2 separate regions of the Homo sapiens genome follow, and region 1 is linked to region 2. Evidence: chromatin loops called from intact Hi-C (ENCODE). Cell type or tissue: mucosa of descending colon. All regions are shown on one strand. Links, peaks and the distances in the headings refer to the core of each region. The heading gives the core; the rest is flanking DNA.

Region 1 (10,211 bases), core at 766-8,765, 48 kb before region 2:
AGAGTTTGGAAAGGGAAGGGAAGCCGGGTGCGTCAGAACTACTCACTTCTCCCGGCGTCTGTCAGGCTGTCCAGCCCTCATCTACTGTGGTCTGTAGGAACAGGATGTCCCTGTGTATGTAAGTTTAGAGGAAGCAGAGACTTGCTAGAAGTGATAGGACCACAGGGCGCTCTTATGTGCTGTGTCCACATAGCTGCTTATACACTGCTTTCTGCAAGATGCATAGAGAGCACCCTAGACAAGACCACTGCCTTCTGAGCTGCAAACATGTGGAAGGAACAGACAGAATAAGGTTAAGTCCCCAAAACCTGTATGTGAGGCCGGGCACGGTGGCTCATGCCTATAATCCCAGCACTTTGGGAGGCCGAGGCAGGTGGATCACCTGAGGTCAGGAGTTCAAGACCAGCCCGGCCAACATGGTGAAACCCCGTCTCTACTAAAAATACAAAAATTAGCTAGGCGTGGTGGCACATGCCTGTAGTCCCAGCCACTTGGGAGGCTGAGGTGGGAGAATCGCTTGAACCCAGGAGGTGGAGGTTGCAGTGAGCCAAGATCATGCTACTGCACTCCAGCCTGAGCAACAGAGTGAGACTCCATCTCAAAAGCAAAACAAAACAAAGCAAAACAAAAACAAGAGTTTGAGACCAGCCTGACCAACATGGTGAAACCCTGTCGGTACTAAAAATACAAAAATCAGCAGGGCATGGTGGCATGCACCTGTAATCCCAGCTACTCAGGAGGCTGAGGCAGGAGAATTGCTTGAACCTGGGAGGTGGAGGTTGCAGTGAGCCCAGATCGCGCCACTAGCCTGGGCGACAGGGCAAGAGTCTGTCTCAAAAAAAAAAAAAAAAAAAAAACCTATATGTGCAATGCTGCATAAGCTAAGGGTCAGTGCATTGCAGGTGATAAGAAGACATGCAAAGATTCACCATAAGGGTGGAAGAATTCAAACAAAACAGCAACTATAGTGTGATCAATCTGCAAAGCTTTACTGAAAAGGAAGATTACCAGGGTCTGCTTATAGACTAGATGAGACAGAAGAACTGATGAACTGATGAGTTGGGGGAGAGAAGGGCATTCTAGACCTTGGGTGCCACACTGAGAAGGTACAAAGCATATGCAATGAAGGTCCAACATTCAGAGAAGCTCAGAAGACTTGGACAGGTAAGAGGGGAGGGAGAGCCCTGTGAGGCTTTAAGCCCTAAGGAGATCAAGTGAAAAGGATCTTGGGATTTTAGCGAACCGTGAGGTTGACATGAGCCAACTCTGTGATATATTGCTTCAACAAAGTTAGTCTTCATCATGATAATAGAAGAACAGCTTCTATGTCACGAGACACAGTGACTCCACTTTACCTTGGAGATAACATCGCAAGAGGGTGTTAAGCAAACTCAAGTGCCAGATAAACAAGAGCTGGATCGATGTGGGAATCATGCTATGTGAAGGGAAAAAGTGAATAAAGCAGGACATAGAACAGCTGTCTTTACATAACATAATTTACTGAGCACTTATTATGTGTCACATGCTATTGAAGAGCTTTATATCTGTTAACTCATTTACTCTTTATATAACTCTATGAGGTAGGTGCTATTATCACCTCCATTTTAAAGATGAGGAAATGGAGGTCAAGAAAGGTTAAAAAATAATAATAAAGTCACACAGCAAATAAAATGGCAGAGCTAGGACTTGAAATGTGATTACCTGGTTTTACAATCTGCTGGCTTATCCATTAAGCTATGGAAGATGAATTAGGCTTATTCAGTGTGGCCCCAGAGGGCAGAACAGGGCCACTGGGTAGGCGTTACAGCAATGCAGCTTTCCCCTTCATATAAGGAAGACGTTTTTTACAGCCAGACTGTCCCGTGATGGTGAGAGCTGACCCAGGAAGGAATGAGGTCCTAGTCAGTGGAAATATGCAAGCAGAGACTGGATGGTCACCAACCAGGGTGCTGTCAAGGGGATTCCTGCATCAAATCTCAGATCTTCTCAATGATACTGCCACTGTTTCTCTGGCTCTGTCAGCAAAGCGTGCGATGAAGGAGGACAGGCTGAGGCAGAGAAGAGGAGCAGAAAAGGGAAGACCAAGGTCCCCTGGGTGTGGGCTTTGGAATGAGGCTGGTTTTGAGCCTGCCCTTAGTGTAGCAGAAAGCCCCTCAGGGTCAGGTAGGAGGGGCTTGGCACAGACAGGGCAAGGCATGGCCTGGATGATGAGGACAGGCAGGCCTAGGGCCAGATGTAGGGGAGGGAAAAGCAGGTTATCCTGGGGTCTGGGTCCAGTTCCTCATGACAGCATCCCTCCTGGTTAAGAATAGGCAGTGGGAGTCCAGATGATAGAGATTAAGTGCAAACACCAAAGCAGATGGAGATGGAGGAAGAGTGGCAACAGGAACTGGAAACTCATTTTACATGATTTTCCAGGTTTCAGGGCGGAGACAGGAGGCAAATCAAGCTCATGCCATGGGGCAAAAGAGGGAAGAAGTCAAGCTGAGCAAGTGAAAGATGCCAGGACAATGGAAGGAAGGACTATCTTGGGTTAGGGTGAAGTTCCTTTGGTTTCTTCCTTCCATTTGCAGCTGCTAAACTGCCGCCTCAACCCAGGTTTCACATCCCTGCAGGGCTCCTCACAGAAGCTGGGGGGTAGTGTTTTGCCGAGGCTCTCTAGCCTCTTAGTCCCAGGGACCTTAAACAGCAGCAGATGCTGCTGGCTCTCTTTTCCATCCCCACCAGAAACCTCTTCTGCTGCTCAAGCATTGTGACATGTCCTTTATTCTGTCCCTTCAACCACTATGCATGGCACCCTCCTAGACCCCACAGCATCTGGCAAGGGAGCAGCTGTTAAGGTGTCTACCTCCCTTGAGATTCACAGATCTTTGAGGGCAGGGGCCTTCCTTTTCACATTCATCACGCCATCCCCACTGCCAGATACACATTAGGTGCTCATGAAAGTGATCTCAAATGTATTGGGTGCCTATTCTATGCCAGACATCTATTTGTACGAATTGAAATAGAATCAGACACCAACGGTGACTCCTGTTGATGTGGTTGGTTGCGAAGGAAGGAAGGTATGATGTGTTGGGTAGGTCAGTGAGGGGAGGAGGAGGGTTGGCGTGGCAGTGGCATGAGGAGTCAAGGAAACAGGACAACTTCTGGTGGGTAACAGGAAAGGAGTTTGTTTTCTGGTTAACAACATCTGGAAGAGGGTGGGGTGGTAATCTCAGAAATGTTGGCTGGAGGAAGGGGACAGCATTTACACTGTTGCCTGGAGGGCCCCAGAATAGTACAGACAGCCATCTGCTTCACCTGGATCAGATGCAGGCTTGTGTATAACAGGGGAAGCAGGAAAGAATGCCCAGGGAACCACTGCTTCCCCCACCAGTCTCTGTATGACTCTTGGGATGTTTTTGCAAATCCTCAGAGACTTTCCAAGCTCTGGGGAGGGCCCCGGCCTATTCTGGCACTACCTTCTTTCCCATTAGCTAATGGTGGCTGCTGAAATGCCTGTGAAATTCTTAAAGGAAAATTCTTTCTGCCTTTCCCTAAGGGACATACCAACCCAAGGTCTCCAGTCCCCAGCCCACAGGAAGCCCTGACGTCCCAATTCTATTCTTCTCTTTGTAATCGCACAAACGATTTACTAAGCAAAGCCAGGAAAACTGTGAGCTTCTTGCAGTAGCAGCTTAGGCATTGGAAAGAATCCATCAGGAGCACCAAAGTATTAACTCTCCTCAGCCCTGGGGTTATTACTCAGTTATTTGATAACACTGACTGTTTACAAGATACGTTTCCGTGGTTCTTTTCATCTTCCTCAAATACTTCAACTGAGGGTGCTGATCGCCCCTGCATCTTTACCCCATTTTACAGATGTAGGAAACTGAGCTGTAGCTATACTAAATGTCTTGCCCAAGGTTATATGCTCACCCCCACCCTCCAATGCCAATATTGACATTGGCATTTAGACTTTCTCCCCAAACACACTAACCTGTTACTTGGCTCCTCTCGTGGGGTGGAGTTGCCTTGGCGGATGGAAGGCCAAGTTGGATGAAAAGCTGAGAAACATGCCTTTCTCTCTGTGCCAGCCCCACCAAACAATAGCCACTCATTCCTCTGAGTGGAAATGATTCACTTGTCTCTCAGTATGAACCCTTGATTGAGTAAACAGCCGGAGCTGCAGGTCCACATCTAAGAGACTTAGTGGCTCTCCTGGGACCTGAGACCGCCCATCTGATACCCTAACTCGCCCAGGCGTCTCAGCAATGCTGGACACTGGGGTGGTGGGGAGTAGAGACCCTCTCCCCTTCCCCAGAGCCTGCATGGAAGGGGTGGGGTGGTGGTTCAGGGAGCTCACCACCACATCCCTAGTAATGAGTTTGGCTCCCTGCCCGGGCTCCCGCCGCCAAGCTCGCTGTTTGTTTTGTTGTTCTATAGGCCTCTTGGGTCCCCAGAACTGGTCTTCTGAAAGCTGGGAAAGGCTGCATTTGGTTGGCACAAGAAAGGGGCATATTTACAGAATGTCCCACTCCCACCCGTCTTGACACACACACTCTGGCCAGCACATCTCCTTGCTTGACCATGGCAGGTGTAGACAGGAGATGTCGGCTCTGTCCAGATCCCCAGCAGACCCCAGGGAAGGAGGTCCTGATCTCCCAGAGTCATTCTGAAAGGGGAGAAACTAAAGACTCATTTATTTTTTGTACTTTTTGTGTAGTTTCTAATATACTTCAATCTTGGACAATTCTTGTATGAGGCCTCAGGCTGTGTATTCAGCTGGCTGTTTTGCAGTCTTAAGGTTGAGCTCCTGCAGCTCGGGGCTTTATTGCCAAGCAGGTGAAACACAGAGAACTGTGTTTTATGGATGGGTGGGATGGGCGTAATGATTCAAGCTCACAGAATACAGGTGACCTAAATAGGCTATGCAAAATTTTCAAGAGGCCAAGGTGCTGGTGTTTACAGAGGTCTTATCTTTAGGAAAATACAGACCCTTTTACACCATTAAGCCTTGCCTGTCTGTGGATTTTGTACATGGACCTGGATCTCTGAGTCGGAAGGGACTTACAAAGACCACCTGGTCCACTCTCCTGCCTTCGGGTAGGGACCAATTTGCATAACAAAGAGTATAGGGGCTTTGGAGAGATCCAGTCCTGACTCCATCCTACTAGCTGTGTGACCTCTGAGCTTTAATTTCCTCAATGTAAAATGAGGACAGTTCTGGTACCGGCATCATAAGATTACAGTAAGGATTAAATGACATAATTCATTATTGAACTGATATTTATTGAATATGTACTGTGTGCCAGGAGCTTGGTATAAAGCAGTAGAAAATAAAACTGTCAAAAATGGCTGCCCTGGCCAGGTATGGTGGCTCACACCTGTAATCCCAGCACTTTAGGAGGCCGAGGCGGGCTGATCACCTGAGGTCAGGAGTTCGAGACCAGCCTGGCCAACATGATGAAACCCCATCTCTACTAAAAATACAAAAATTAGCCGGGCATGGCGGCATTGTGCCTGTAATCCCAGCTACTCAGGAGGCCAAGGTGGGGGAATTGCTTGAACCTAGGAGGCAGAGGTTGCAGTGAGCTGAGATTGCACCACTGCATTCCAAGCTGGGGGACACAGAGAGACTCCATCTCAAAAAGAAAAAAAAAAAAAAAAATTCTTGCCCTGATGGAAATTATCTGAATGTGGGAAGTCAGACAAACAAAGTAAGTAATCACAATATATATTATGTTTAGTGGGTGATAAGTGCTAAGGAAAAAATAGATCATAAAGAAATAATTCATGGAAGGGATGGAGTGCAGAGCTTGGGCACATGGGCATATGTGCATTTAAATATTACTACAATTGTGACTTAACTTGTGAACTTCGATTTTTTTTTTCCTGTGGAGTGGGGTAGTAATAAGCACTTTGCATATTTGTTGTAAGGATTAAATAAAATCATGTGTAAAAAGTGCTTAATATGGTGCTTGGCATGCAAGTGCTTTCTATTATTACTGATATCTTTGAGGCTTCCCCAAAACCCCACTTCTTCCCTGGCTCCCTGGGGTAGTGATGCTGTCAGATCAGGCTCCTTTTCAGTGACATGTTTGCAAGGTCAGACGGAGGAAGAGAATCCTGTCCCCTACTCCCAGCCCTGAGTCATGGGAAAAAAATACTTAGAAGACGGGACCAGCTGAGCCGAACTAATCTAATCCTGCTGGACTTTGGCATCCAGTTGCATTAGTCACCAGTGAGAGGTTTCCCAGTCTCATATCACCAAACAATATGTACTGACCCCCTCCCCAGGGTGGGGCTGAAGGAAGTGTCAGTTGCCCTGTTGTAGCTTCGCAGAATTAACTAAAACAGGCCCATTCTCCCCCTTTGCATGTCTCCACACCAACCACAGTATCCTGTGCTGCACAACTCTGCCTTCGATGAATTATGTGATCTGAGGGGACCTCAGTTTATTCATCTGGACCACCCATGCCTGCCTGGCAAGATTGCTATGCGTATCAGACATGGAGGATATATAATGTCTAACACAGATCTTGACATAGGAGATGCTTAATAAATGGCAGTCATTGCTGCCTACCACCTCTGTTGCTGCTAGAGTGACTCCTCCTACTAGTATTACTACTACCACTCCTGTACTATTACCATGTTTTTCTGCCACAGTCCCAAATTCTCTTTGATTCTATTAGTTCATTAGTCCCATATAATTTTCAGATGATCAAGAAGGATTGGAGGCCAGGCGCGGTTGTTCACGCCTGTAATCCCAGCACTTTGGGAGGCCGAGGCAGGCAGATTGCCTGAGGTCAAGAGTTCAAGACCAGCCTGGCCAACATGGCGAAACTCCGTCTCTACTAAAAATACAAAAAAAAAAAATTAGCTGGGCCTGGTGGCGGATGCCTGCAATCCCAGCTACTAAGGAGGCTGAGGCAGGAGGCAGGAGAATCGCTTGAAGCCGGGAGGCGGAGGTTGCAGGGAGCCAAGATTGTACCACTGCACACCAGCCTAGGCGACAGAGCAAGACTCTGTCTCCAAAAAAAGAAAAAAAAAAAAAAAAAAAAAAAGAAGGATTGGGATATTTCACTGCTCTGTTGCAGATGGTGATTCTGAAATTCAGAGATTATGGACTTACTTGGGGTCAAGTTGTAAATCAAGGGAAGATGTGGAAATTGGAACCAGAACGACAAATACTTCAGGGTGGAGATGGGCCCAGCATATACCTAAGTCACTTGTGTAGCCCAAGATGATCAAGCTAAGAGCTTATGGCTACTTTAATGTCTCTTTCCTTCTTGCTAGCATGTGCCTCTCTGTCCAGGGAGGCAGGAAATACATGGAGATGAATGTGGTGAAAATGAATCTGGAGCTCTGGCCTTCTGAGTCTCTTCCTGTGGTTCTATTCTTCTCCTGGCCTCAGCCTCCAGAAAGGTTTCTAGGCTCCAAGGTGGGAAAGAAGTTCAGGAGCTGGTGCCGTTGGGTTGTCCCAATCAGCCATCCCCATCCTACCCTGTGTTATGGTTTCTATGGCAAAGGCTGAGTGTCCCCCAGCTAATCTGGAAGGAGAAATGGCATCAACAGGCTTTAATAACAAATCTGGAATTCCCACGCTTGACAATTGAGGGGAAGAGGCTGGGGAATTGGGGTTAAGGCCCCCAGGGGATAAGATTGACGCTATCAAGCAAGATCAAGAGTGTTCCCTTAAATGTGTATCATAGATTTAGTAGCTGGAGGGGACCTCAGAAAACTGATCTGGTCTACTGACTTTGGACAAGTAAGATGCGTATTGTTCTATTTTATGAATGAGTTAGCTGAGGCCTAGAAAGGTGGAGTGATCTGCTGAAACTCACCCAGGTTCTTACCCACGGAGGCAAGACTGGAACCCAGGTTTTTGAATTCCAATTTTGGGGCCCTTCCCTATATCATTTTAAAGGACTTTTTTTTTTCTTTTTTTTTTTGAGACAGAGTCTCACTTTGTCACCAGGCTGGAGTGCAGTGGCGTGATCTCAGCTCACTGCAACCTCCAACTCCCTAGTTCAAGCGATTCTCCTGCCTCAGCTTCCCAAGTAGCTGGGATTACAGGCTCATGCCACCACGCCCAGTTAATTTTTGTATTTTTAGTAGAGACGGGGTTTCAACATGTTGGCCAGGATGGTCTCGATCTCCTGACCTTGTGATCCACCCACCTTGGCCCCCCAAAGTGCTGGGATTACAGGCGTGAGCCACTGCGCCCGGCCTAAAGAACATTCTTTCTGCACAAAACATCAGACTGACCTCGGCCTCTCTAGCATGCAGGCATTTCCTATGCCGAACTTAAAATTGATCTAGGGATTTTTTTCCCTGGAGCAAGAATCCAGCTGAGCTTCTTGTACCAGGCCTGACCATACAACCTTGATCTAGGGTGACCAGGATCCCTGAGCCCTCAGTCCACACATCTCAGGGATCTTACCAGAACCTGCCCAGCAGGGAGGCCTACTTCACTTCTGGCCTCAGGGCTAAGAAGTTCTGACAAATCAGAAGAACACTGAATTGGGACCCTCAAGTCTTACACGTTAGTCTTCTCTCTAGGAATGCCACATTTTTGAATGGGGATAGGCCTAAAAGATCCACTATAAATTCAGCACTTACTATATGCTAAGCCCTGGGCTAAGTGTTTTGTTTTGTTTCAGTTAAGCCTCATCAACCCTTGCAAATTGTAAAAATCATTAGTCTTGTTTCCATTTTACATATAACAAGCTGAGGCTCAACAAAACTAAGTAACTTGGCAGAGTCTCAATGCTACTAATTGGAGAGCTGGGATTTGAATCCAGAGCTCTCTGACTCCAGACCTGTGCTTTTAACCACTAGCTTTTTAGCATTCAATTGAACTTCTCTACGCTTCCATATGTCCACGTGTAGACTACCACTTGCCTGATGGAGAGCTGCAAGAAGATGCACGAGAGAAGAGGGGAAGGGCTACCTCTTTGCACCCTTTTGAGTGAAGGTGCCCTGGAAACTCGGGACATGGCAGCTGTCACCTCGGCACACGCTGTCTTCCTTGTGTCCCTCTCCTCAGGCCTCCTCCTCCACCTTCCCATCCCTCTCGGCCTGGGTCACAATGCGCGGGGTGGCAGCCTTTTGTGCCACACACAGTCCCCAGCTGACTCCCCTTTCTCCAGGCATCATTGTTTGCTGTGAGCTTTCTGAAGGAGAGACAAAGGAGTGTTGCTGACAAGGCCAAAAGCTGCTGGGTAAAGCGTGGGGCCAGGGCCCATCACCCATGCATCCCTCGGAGCCCCCGGGCTCTTCTTCAAAGACATTGTCTGGGATCTTTTGTGTGCCAGTCATACCCATTCAGAGCTGGCCAGGCAAAGGTTTCAGTGGGGAGGAGGAGCACACTGAGAAATGGAGTCATTTTGATCTGGCAAAATTGGAAGAGACATTAAGGCAATAGTTAACAGCCGACCACTGCTGGGGGGATGGGCCCAAATGCTTGTTCTCTGTTTATGGGGCTTATGCAATTCCATCAATATTGATGCCTGATGCCTTTGATTCTGACACTAATCATTGCTATGAATTAAATTTGCAGCCATATAATTAGGATTGCTATTAATAGGGCCCTGAGCTAAGCACTCCGATGTGGCGTGTCTTTTTCTTGATAGAAAATGGCATCCTTGGAACTCTGCTAATGGGGCGCACCTGGGATTTGCCAAGAATGATGTGAAAATTATACATTCTATATTTGTATTGGGCCTTTTACTGAAATACCAGCAAGCAAAGGTGAGGCTGGAGGAAGGGTTCTCTCCTACCCAGTGCTGTGGGCAGCAATTAGGTGTCTCTGCTGCTCTTTAAAGTCTTTAGGAAAGGATATGCCAGAGCCAATGTTGGTCGCTCATGGTCAAGCTTCAGACAGCTCGTAGCCAGGAAGTTCTGCTTTATGTCTAACCTAATGGGAGTCAGTTTAGGCTAAGACACTAGCCAACTAAGGGAAGAGGAATTTTCCTCATACCCTAAGCTTATTTGAAAGAGGCTGAGCCAAACTCCTACTGATGGGCCCAGTTGGGCCTCATTTCTAGGTGGATGATTGGGCAAGACCCCTACTGACAACTGATTCCAAGGGTCCCCATCCAGAGAGCTCCCTGGGCCACAGACAACCCGTTAATTTCACACACAAGGGTTAGCTCTCTTTCATGTTGAGATTCTTTTCCAGGTAAATTTGCAGCATATTTAGTCACGGGGAAACCCGGTCTCTTCCG
Region 2 (10,211 bases), core at 1,171-9,170:
GATCTTCACAGAGGAGTTGACCAGCCCTTGGCTGTCAGAGTCCTAAATCCCCTTGGATGGCTGGTGTCCCCAGTCTCCTCTGACTCCAACATCCTAAATGCCCAGACTCTCAAGACAGAAAGAGCACGAGCTGGAGGACGTGGGATTGTGCAAAGAGCAGGGGCAGCCGTCTTCCTGGAGCCTGGTACTTTAGCATAGGCTCCCCAGCTGTTTGCTTGGTGATTTTGAGGGAGTTGTGTGCTTTCACCAGGACTCAGTTCCTCTTCTATGGGAAGGTACTTCCCCCCACAGGATGATCATGAAGATCAAAAAAGAAAAATTAGGTGATAGAAACAAACAAAATGTCATTACCTTCAGCATACCCTCAGCCTAGCAGATGATAATGCAGTGCCTGTTAGATGGACAAAGGACAACATTGGCTGGGAGAATCAATGCCCAGCTCTGAGGAGCCCTCCCCAGAGCCTCTAGGGAAGGGGTTTCCCCATTTTCCTGGCATTTCTCCCACTCCCTAGGTTGATTGGAGTCATGGTGGTTTTGTTGTCACCTGCCATATTTCAGTAACCTTTGACCATCGCCCAGCTAGCCTGTGGGGGTAGATGCCTATGCGGCTCTCCCTCCCTCTCCCATGCAGAGAAGCACAGTCCTCCCTGGGAGCAGGAAGGAATGTGCTTCCTGGGAATACTCCTTGCCCCATGTGCTGGAGATAGAGCCCACTGCAGGGCTCCACCACAGGGAGGATCTTGAAAGCCAAGAAAAGCGACCCATTTGTTGGAGAACCCGACAGGGTCAGAGGCAGCTCAGACCACCTGTAGGGAATCAGGCCCTTTTGCCCACCACAAATCTCTTTTAACAACAAACTTTGAGAACAGCCTGTTTTCCCAGCGCAGCTTCCTGCATAGTGTTTGCCTAATCTTTCTGTCCAAAATCCCTCTCCAAACAGGAGGTTTCCTGCCCAGCACTGGCAATCAGAGAGCTAATTATGTGGGATTAGAGATGGAGTTGGGGGGTGTTCCTTTTAATTACAGGAAAAAATTAGTCCAACTGATGTCGGCAAGGCCACTGGGATTAGAATGAAAGTCCAGGTTTGGGCACAGGTCAGTTTGGGAGGTGGTAGAGCCCCCATGCTCTGGGGCTGGTGTCTTCTGCCCTTAACTGCCTCTGGAGTCTGGGGCAGACAGGGGGAAATGCAGGTCTCTGAGGAGCTTCTCTTTTGGGAATCTTGGAGAGGTCATGTGTATGTATGAGAGAGGAGACAGACACAGGGAGAAAGAAGTAGAGACAGCACAGAGAAAGAAACAATGTATATGGAGAGATCTGGGGATTGATGGGAGAGAGACAAGGAAGGGAAGGAGAAAGAGAGACGCAGGTGGGTGTTAAGAGGAGATTTTGAGTAAAAACAGACAGAGGGACACAGGTTTAGAGACCACCATTTCTCTCCCCACACTCACTGTGGACTAGTATTTATGTGACTGTCTCTTTCAACGGGGAAGAAGAGAAAGGCATCAGAAGCTGTACCTAGGCTTCTGTCCTCCCTCCTTCCTACCTTCCTTCTTTCCCACTTCCCACTCTCTTTCCCCTGGTGTCCAGCACACTGGCCTGGTTTCACAGCACACGGTGCCAGTGAGGAATGCTTTGGCCTGGCTGGGGACAAGGATGGTGTGGAAAGCTTGGACTCCGCTGGGCTCCTAGTGATCTTGAGTCTCCTCTGTGGCCTGAAGATGGGGCTTTCTGCCAAACAGTCTTGCCTTCTCTCCTATGAGAAGAATCTCTTGGCCAGAAAAGCATTCATTCATTAATTTATTCATTCATTCTTCCATTTTACAAATAATTACAGAGCTTTATTATGGGCCAGACCCATAGGAGTTTCTCCTCCACCCCCGTGGCTCTCCTTACAAGCACACTGTTCTCAAATACCCAGAACTTGAACCCGGAACCTTACACAGCTACTCTTCCCAGGAGTCTATGAATTTTTATTAGTGCAGTGGAATACAAATCAACCACTGGCTTTCCATTTTGAGTGGTATCTCCCCACCTCACCCCTGTCATCCAGCCCCTCACTTACAACATCCTGAGAGTAGCCCAGACCCTCACTCAGAAACATCCACTGGCCAACTCTTCCTTAAAGAGGCAAATGATATAAGCACAGAGTAAAAAGACCTGAGAATATTTTGAGGCAATGTACAACAGGTACAGATTCATAGGGTACAAAGAAAAGACCTGAGCATAATTATTTGTGTGTATTCATATCTCACTTCTTTCCAAAGAAGGAATTAAGATGACTTACAATAAAAGATTTGGCCAACATGGAATGATAACTGTCTTAGAACTAGAAAAGCCAAGCCATAAAGGGAGTAGAAACACATATGTTACCAAGAAGGTCAACATAGGCACCAGGATCCAGCATGAGATTTGGCCTGAGTGTCCCAGCAGCCAAGTCATAAAGGGAAATGAAATGAGCAAGAAATCTTTACACTTTGAGAGAAGGCAGTGTCCCTACTTTTCAGGACATTTCCCAGACATTACATTCTGTAAATTATTTATCATGTGAGACCTGTACAGACACCAGGACAAGAGTTTGACATCCAAATCAGATGCTTCTTTTATATGGCAATTTCTTGTATTAGCTCCTGACAAAGTGCCAAGGCTGTGACTTCCATGCAACAAGCAGCATTCGATGTGTTATTCTTATGGAGTAACAAATGCTGAAAAATAAGTATATGAGGCTGTGAGGGAAAAGGAAGCTTGCTGGTTTGGCTTTTGTGGTCCAAGTTTACGGCTTTCTGGAGCTCTCACTTGATTCAAGTATAGAATGCAATTTTTAAGCACCCTGTCATGCTTGGCACTCTGCTAAAAGTTGAATAAAATGAACTATATAGATTCAACTTCTACATCTGGGAATTTATAATTTATGTTGGCACTTAGATGAGGCTCAGACAGCAGAATAAGAGCATTAAAATGACAGACAGTAAGATGTTAACATTATACACAAGACAAAGGTGAGTGTATTTTAGGGAAGTAAATGGATTAATAAAAGATTTTATAATCAAACTGACTCGTTTGCATGCCTTTCTACTACTGGCTGGCTGTGTGGCCTAAGGCAGTCACTTAACCTCTCTGAGCCTCAGTTTCTTCATCAGTGAAATGGGTTTTGGGTTTCATCAGTGAAATGGGTTTTGTAAATGATTTGCATGTAAATCATTTACATAAGATGCCTGGCGTCATGTCCAATTCGTAGCATGTGCTCAATAGTATAGCTATGCTCACATTCTAGGATTGTTAAATAGGGATGAGTTCCTAGTGGGGTGAGAGGAGCAAGAGTCTTCCGATCCACTCCAGGGAAGCTGAAGACTCATTACTTCTTTCGATGAATGCCCCCAAAGCCGTTCGCTTCCTAATAGTCAGGATGTCTAAAGCTGAACTGGAAATATTCCAACATAGGTCATCTCAGGAACCCGAGAAACCTCTCCCTTTGATCTGTTTATATCACAACTTGACTGGGAAATCCATAACCCTCCTTTCTTTCACCCTGCTTTCCCCACTTAGGAAATGCCCAGGACTTGGATTTTGCTGCCCCAGGGTCATTATTTAGGCCATCCTCCCTCACCAGCCACATAGGCTCTCCTTTCCTTAAGCCTCAGGTACTCCTTCACTGCGCTTCATGGGGAGGTCCTGGTGTCAGGCAGAATGAAGGGCATTAACTCCCACATTTCCTGGAGGGATCCCTTTGTCCAGATTGGTTGTCAGCCAGACCCAGGCAGCCTCCAGGCTATAGCAAGAGGGGGTGAAGATGGGAAGCCATGTGATGCTCCCCTGCACACCCCACCACACCCCTGTGACAGCTGGAGCCCAGCATCCCATGAGCCAGAGCTCAGCATCCCATGAGCCAGAGCTGGGCAGGGAGGGTGGGACAAGTCCAGTGCAGCCGGGTGTTGGGCCAGGAGTCAGGTAGGCCCCAGGCGGGTCCTCCAGGCACATCCCCTTGGTCCTGCCCTCCCCATCCTCACCTCCGCTTCTTTGCAGTTTCTCTGGTACTTTCCAACTTACTGCCAAATTGTCAAAAGCTATGAGAGGCAAAGTGCTGTTCAGTTAATGACTCCAGTCCCTGGAGAGGTGGAGCACTCTTTTAAGAGAAAAAAATCCTAGAAGAGTGGGGGTGTGGGAGGGGCAGAATGAGGGATGCTTTAGTACTTTACACAAAAGCCAGGCTATAGCTCCTTTCAGCACTTTTTAAGGAGCATATTAGCAGTGGGTAGGTTTGCCCCGAGCTGCCTTCTCTCTGTGGGTGAAGGACTGGAGCCTCCCCCTTGCTTTTCTCTATTTCACAAAGTGAAAAGGGTCTGAGACAGAAGGCTGCCATCCCTTCGGCCCAGTGACTGCGGCCCTCTGTGTCCCCAGCACCGGTCCTGTGGAGACCCTAGTCAAACGACTCCTCCTTGCTCTGAGAGAGGCTGCCTTCAAAAGCAGGCTGGAACGGCCACTATGCAAGGGGTTCGCGCTCCATGCACCTGCTAACCCTCTGCTGCCTCCCGCTCCTCCTCCCCGCAGTCCTGCTCCCTTGGAAAGGACAGAGGAGGAGGTACTAATTTCCCCCATGTCCCCCTGAAGAATTTCCTCCCAGCCCAATTTTCCTCCTCAGTCTGGTCCCACCCAAGTCTATGAATCAGAGATAAATCAATCCAAAATCCCTCTTTCATGCTTTCCTTTCCAGTTTCCCAAATGCTTTCACATTCCTTATCTCATTTGTTCCCGCCGCTGCCTTGTCATGCTGGCATGTTGTGTTACCAGTTTTGTAGATGAGGAAAGTGAGAATTAACTCCCTTGGCTGAGTGCCCCTGCGTGGCCTCCACCCCAGTGAGCTAGACATCAGCCTTCGCTGGACAATCAATGTCTATTGGAAGGGAAGATGGAAATGCAGAGCTTGGAAGATCTAGAAAGGAAATCAAAAAAAATCTATGAAGAGACTGCCCAAGGCGAGACTTGTACAATCTCTCACTTCCATCGTCTCTTGCTGTGATCTGACTTGGAGAGGGGAGAATTTTTTTAAAGTTATTTTTGTTTTGAGTTGGCCCTAGTGTAGCTCCCTTGGTCTTAGTCCTTGGTCATCCATGCACATCCTCTGCAGCCACTGCCACTTTTTGGGTGCGATGATGTGGCTGTCCAGGCCCAACAGCACATGAATCCTAGGTAGTGCCAACTTCTCAGGGGCCAGGAGGACTTGGGGAGTCCTAAGGAGAAGAATAGAGGCTGCACTTTGCCTACCGTTGAGCCCACTGGATATTCTGAGAATGCTCAGAGAAAAGGCAGGACAAAGTTCCTTCCTCACAGGGCCAAGCCCTGCTTCTCTTCCTCCCACTCTGCGGTGAGATCCGGGCACCTGCTGTACTGTACCCAGCACCAGCAGAGTCTTCACGCTGGCACTCTGCCCAGCAGCTGTGGGGCGTTAGCACAAAAAGGGGGTGGGCATTGAGGACAAGCAGGTGTCCAGCCAAAGAGAACAAGGTGACCGGGGAGGGTCTTGGAGCAGTGATGGCAGGGAGCAAAGAGAGTCCATGGAAGAACAAGCAGATCGAGACAATCCTTACTCACCACCCCACCCCCACCCCACCTTGATTAGAATGATCTGGCCCCAGAAGAATAGCAATGAATTAATTAGGGGCCTGTTTTCATGAAGCAGCTCATTATTAAAGCCCCTCTCCTGGGAGGGGAGATGGGAAAAGGTGTGAAGATGACAGCTATTCAAACAGAATCTTTTAAAAGAGGTAGACCCTCCCCCAGCTGTCTGTTCTGCCCTTGGGCTCTGCCAAGCAGTCAGGCAGACCAGAGCACACAGGGTACCCCTGGGCTGGCTGCCGGGGACTGCAAGGGATGGAGGCTTTCTGGCTTGACTTCCCTTCCCTCCCTTCTCCTCTTACCCTGTTCCTCAGACCCCAACTCTGACCTCATCTTCGTAACCTCAATTCTTGCTTTCCACCTGTCTGAGCCAGCAGGCTTTCCGCTTAGTGGTCCTGGAGTCCTTTTCATAGCAGTACCTTGAGTGTTTATACTACTTTCCTCCTAAGAGCTCTCACCAGCCCACTGGGGAGCCAGAAAAGATCATTTCGACAGAAACAAATGTGGATAGGTGTTTACACGCCAGGTTCCAGAAGATTCCGGGTGGTTGGGATGGCATGGAACAAGATTCCCTCTTTCTCTACTCATTTTTCTCTAGTGATGGAAAAACAGAGGCCTAGAGAAATGAAGACCCAAGAGAGTTCAGATCCTGGCTCTTTTGCCTACCAGCTTTGTGACCTTGGGGAAGTTACCTCACCCTACTATGCCTCCGTTTCCTCATCTCAGCCTTAGGGATAATAGTAGCGCCTACCCCATTAGGTTGTTGTGAGGATTAAATGAGAAAATGTGCATAAAGCCTTTAGCATGACATCAAACAATAATAGGAGTTCAGTCAATGTGAGCCATGAGTAAAGTTCTACTCCTGCCCAGTCTCAGCAACAGGGATTCCTTCATGCCATCAGCCTGTGTTACTGAGAGCCTACTGTGTGCAGGGCAGTACCAAGTGTAGTAAGGCATACGAAGCTGTACAAAGCATGGTTTCTTCTCCAGGAGCCTGAATATCTTAGGAAAGATGACTGCATATGTTTACAAGTAACTGTGCCAAGAGACATTCTAGGTGCTATGGGAGTTCCAAGGAAAGATTGGTGCAGGCTTCGTGGAGTAGGTAGCATTTGGATAAGGCCTTGAAGGATGGTTAGGATCTAGGAGGTAGAATAAATTGTCAAGCAAAGGCGTGAAGACGAAAAAGCTGGGGATGCAATTGGAAAATGGTGAGAAGGCCATGTTAGCTAGACTCCTGAATGACAAACTGAGGAGTATGAACTCTTCTAAATTATTAAAGGGGACAATTGAAGGTGGTGTGTGTGTGTGTGTGTGTGTGTGTGTGTGTGTGCGTGTGTGTGTGTGTATGTGTATGCATGAATACATGCCATGATTTACTTTTTTCATTATTCCAAAAGTAGTGTATGTTCATCATAAAAAAATTAGGAGACTGAGTTAAGCAAGAGAAAGAAAATTACCAACACCTGAAATTTAAGGATTTTGCATACAGAAAAGGCAGGATCGAACAAGTGTTTTAAGAAGATTAATCTGGCAGTGTTTGGTAGAATAGATTAGAACAAGAATATGCTGGAGGCAGGGAGATTTCTCAGGTTATTGCAGTAGCCCAGATAAGAGGCAATAAAGACTCAGCCCCAGCGCACTAGCAATGGGAAGAGAGATTCGATGGCATGGTTGTAGGCTCCATTTCTCTCGGTTACCATGGCTTTTCTGCACCATGGTGGGCACATGCCACGTGTGTGTGTGTTTTTAATGACTTCTTTTAAAATCTCTGGGAGTCTCCTGCATTTAGGCACAAGTCCAGTGTCAGATAATGGTGCTTAGCGCTCTCGACCTCCCTTCCCATCCCTACAGCTGGAAATGCCATCCTCAGTGTTAATGAAAGCAAAGATTACTGTTCCAGATTATAAAATGCAGGGCAATCTCAGGCCATAGAAAAGAAAAGAATGAATTAATTAAAGAGAGTAATAACCCTCTTAAACACCCCATCCTTTGCTCCTTTCTCCAGACTGCAGGTGGCCTTCTTTGTCACAGTGGAGGAGACAGCTATATGATCTATTTTGTTCCCCAGGACTTATCTCCAGAGGCACCCAGTGCTTTTTAAATGTAGTTTTTAGTCCTAATGTAGGCATTGTCCTCCTGTTTAACTTAGAGAAAGCGTAGGCTCTGGAGGGAGGCAGAATAAAAGAGTTCAGGCTTTGGAATCAGACAGATTCAGCTTCGAGTTTCACTCTGCCACTTTCTAGCTGTGTGATCCTGCAATAGACACTTAACATGTCTTTTTCTATAAAATGAGAATGCCTACCTCAGAGTTTTGAAGAGTATTCATGTTTATATCCCTGAATTTTTGCACACGGGTTGACATAGAATAGATGCTCAATAAATGTGTTGAACTAAACTTATAAAGAGAGAGAAGCTATTCGAAAGCACCATGTATATCCAGTCCCAGGAAGTGCTAGTTTCCTTGTCCTGCCCCCTTTTGAGGAGTGAGACAGGCATTTCCAAGGTAGTTAACCTGTCGATATGCCTAATTCCATCAGTTCTCACCACACCCTATTCCAGAGCTTGGTGAGAAAGGCTGCCCTGCACTCCCCACAGACCTGAAAGAGTGGCTCTAAATCATTCCAGTTCAAAAAGCCTAAGAGGTTCAATTCTATCCTGAAACAACCAGGGCATCTCCAGGAAAGGAACCTGTGTGCAGTGCCTTGAATGGAGATTCCGAGTGCCCACACTACTAGAACTTGGGGTAAACAAAGGTTCAGATTTGGCAGAAGTTCCTCGTTATTCTGTATTAATTCCTCCTACCACCCCTCCAGCTACACACCCCCAACTCTGTGTGCTCCATGTGAATTATTGCTTTGCTTCTGCATGATTTGATTTCATCTGAGGCTGCTTAATGCTTCGGCTGTCTCCACTGTGTTTATCTTATTGTTTCCCAGAACAATCAAATGCTTCCTCCGCCCCTGGCAGCTTCGTCTTGTTCCCTCAGCCTCCTGACCTGCCCAAGCCTAAAGCTGGAGCAGTGTTTAAAGGTGGGGTTGGACTAAGGCCTGAGCCCCGTGTTCCTGAATCACCCAGTGTAATTCACCTCTCATAAGCTCTTGTCCTGGCCCTTGGAGTTCAAAATTCTCCAAGAGTAGAACCCAGAGGTCTGGATTCTTTTTGCTTCTAGCTCTTTGTGTCATTCTCTCATGAGTAGCAAAGGGAGAGGCCCCAGAGATGGGGTGCTTGGTGCCTTTGTGAGTGTAGTTTGTCATTAACTGTAGGAAGGCATGGAGCAGGGGCCACTCCTCTTAGTTCTACGAGCAGCATAGACCAGTGATGGCTTGGCCATCCTCATCCACCCTTGTCTGATGAGGGAGCAGAGACGCCACAATTTAGAAACAGAAAACTGGTCTCCGGAGATCCTCACCAGCCAATCTCCCCACCCTAACCCTTGAACGCTGACCTTACTCATAGTAAATGCTCAATAAATAGTCACTACAGCTACTATCCTTACTAGCCAGGCTATTAATTCTCATACTGTCCCAAGATGCAAAAGTCCAGAGAACAAGTGAGTCCTCTGGGGACTCCTCCCTACATTCCAGGAGAAAGATCTCCATGGCCTGGCCCCCTGAAATCCAGGACTCTCTAGCCCCATGCACCCCGCTGTTAGCTCCACCCACCCCTAGTTGAATATCTAGGGCAGACTCTTAACATGGACAGAAATAGAAATAATTGTACATGGAAATGTCAATCTCCAGTGTTAACCGAAGATTGACCAACAACTCATTGGGGACCAGTGCTGGAAGCAGTGTGTGTGTGCATGTGCGTGTGTGTGTAAGGGTGGGAGCAGCAGAAATTCTCAAATCTTAGAACATCTTAACAACCTCCTTCCCCTTCATGGAAAAGAGAGACCCTTATCCCTGTTTCCCTTCTTCCTCTCCTCTGCTAGCTCAGTGCAAACCACGGGCCAAGTTTTCCAGGCTCCTGCGTCCCCGTCCAATTAGCCAAGCATTTAGGGCCAGGCTCCTAGCTGTCCTCCAGGGAGCCTCAGCCTGCTGAGTTTTGACTCTGCAAGCTTAGTTAATGTTTTCACAGCTCAGAGGGCGGGGCCAGCAATAGGCACCCTGGACTGCCACCGCTGCTGTTGCTGCTGTTGAATGCGTATGTGAGAGAGTGTGTGTGTATGTGTATGTGAGTGTGTGAATGTATGTACAGGATAGAGGGAGGAAGAGTCTCAGAGACAGAATTTACCAAAGACTTAAATCTATAAATAATTCGGGTCATGAAGCTCTACAAAAATAATCTTCAGCTTGAATCTTCTCTCGCAGCACCAAATGCTCAACTCCAGATACACTCTCATTAACTCACTCCCAGGGTCAGCCTCAGCAGCACCAGGCCCTCTCCACCTTTCACCTCCTTAAAGGTCTGAACACACACACACACACAATATACACACACCACACTTATACACACACCACACTTATACACACATACTGCATACACACACCACATACAGTGCCTATACACCATACTCATACAACAGACTTACACACACCATACATACATACACCACATACAACACATACCATACTCATACACACTCACAACACATATAC

What was found. A loop is a pair of places that touch in the nucleus more often than their neighbours do. Peaks named below come from ENCODE experiments on the same cell type or tissue, not always from the same donor. Only the 100,000 strongest peaks of a DNase experiment are listed, where the experiment ranks them.
Region 1: it touches region 2 in a loop (2.3-fold over the local background); 5 of 110 quality-filtered maps call a loop at or near these places.

What each region holds. Positions count from the first base shown.
Region 1 is chr1:208,197,413-208,207,623 of GRCh38, reverse strand. The region is part of intron 3 of PLXNA2 (plexin A2); the gene reads left to right. It overlaps LOC105372884 (a long non-coding RNA gene), which reads right to left and starts at 834. Exons shown (of 5, transcript XR_001738428.3): 1 at 1-834. RefSeq lists a silencer at 6,006-6,300 and an enhancer at 9,113-9,618. In mucosa of descending colon, for the core only: no CTCF peak of the experiment used is centred there; DNase peaks (open chromatin) are centred at 4,041, 4,363 and 6,276.
Region 2 is chr1:208,149,416-208,159,626 of GRCh38, reverse strand. The region is part of intron 3 of PLXNA2 (plexin A2); the gene reads left to right. Among named protein-coding and RNA genes, the nearest start is that of PLXNA2, 90 kb to the left of the region's middle. RefSeq lists an enhancer at 1-234. In mucosa of descending colon, for the core only: no CTCF peak of the experiment used is centred there; DNase peaks (open chromatin) are centred at 4,806 and 5,396.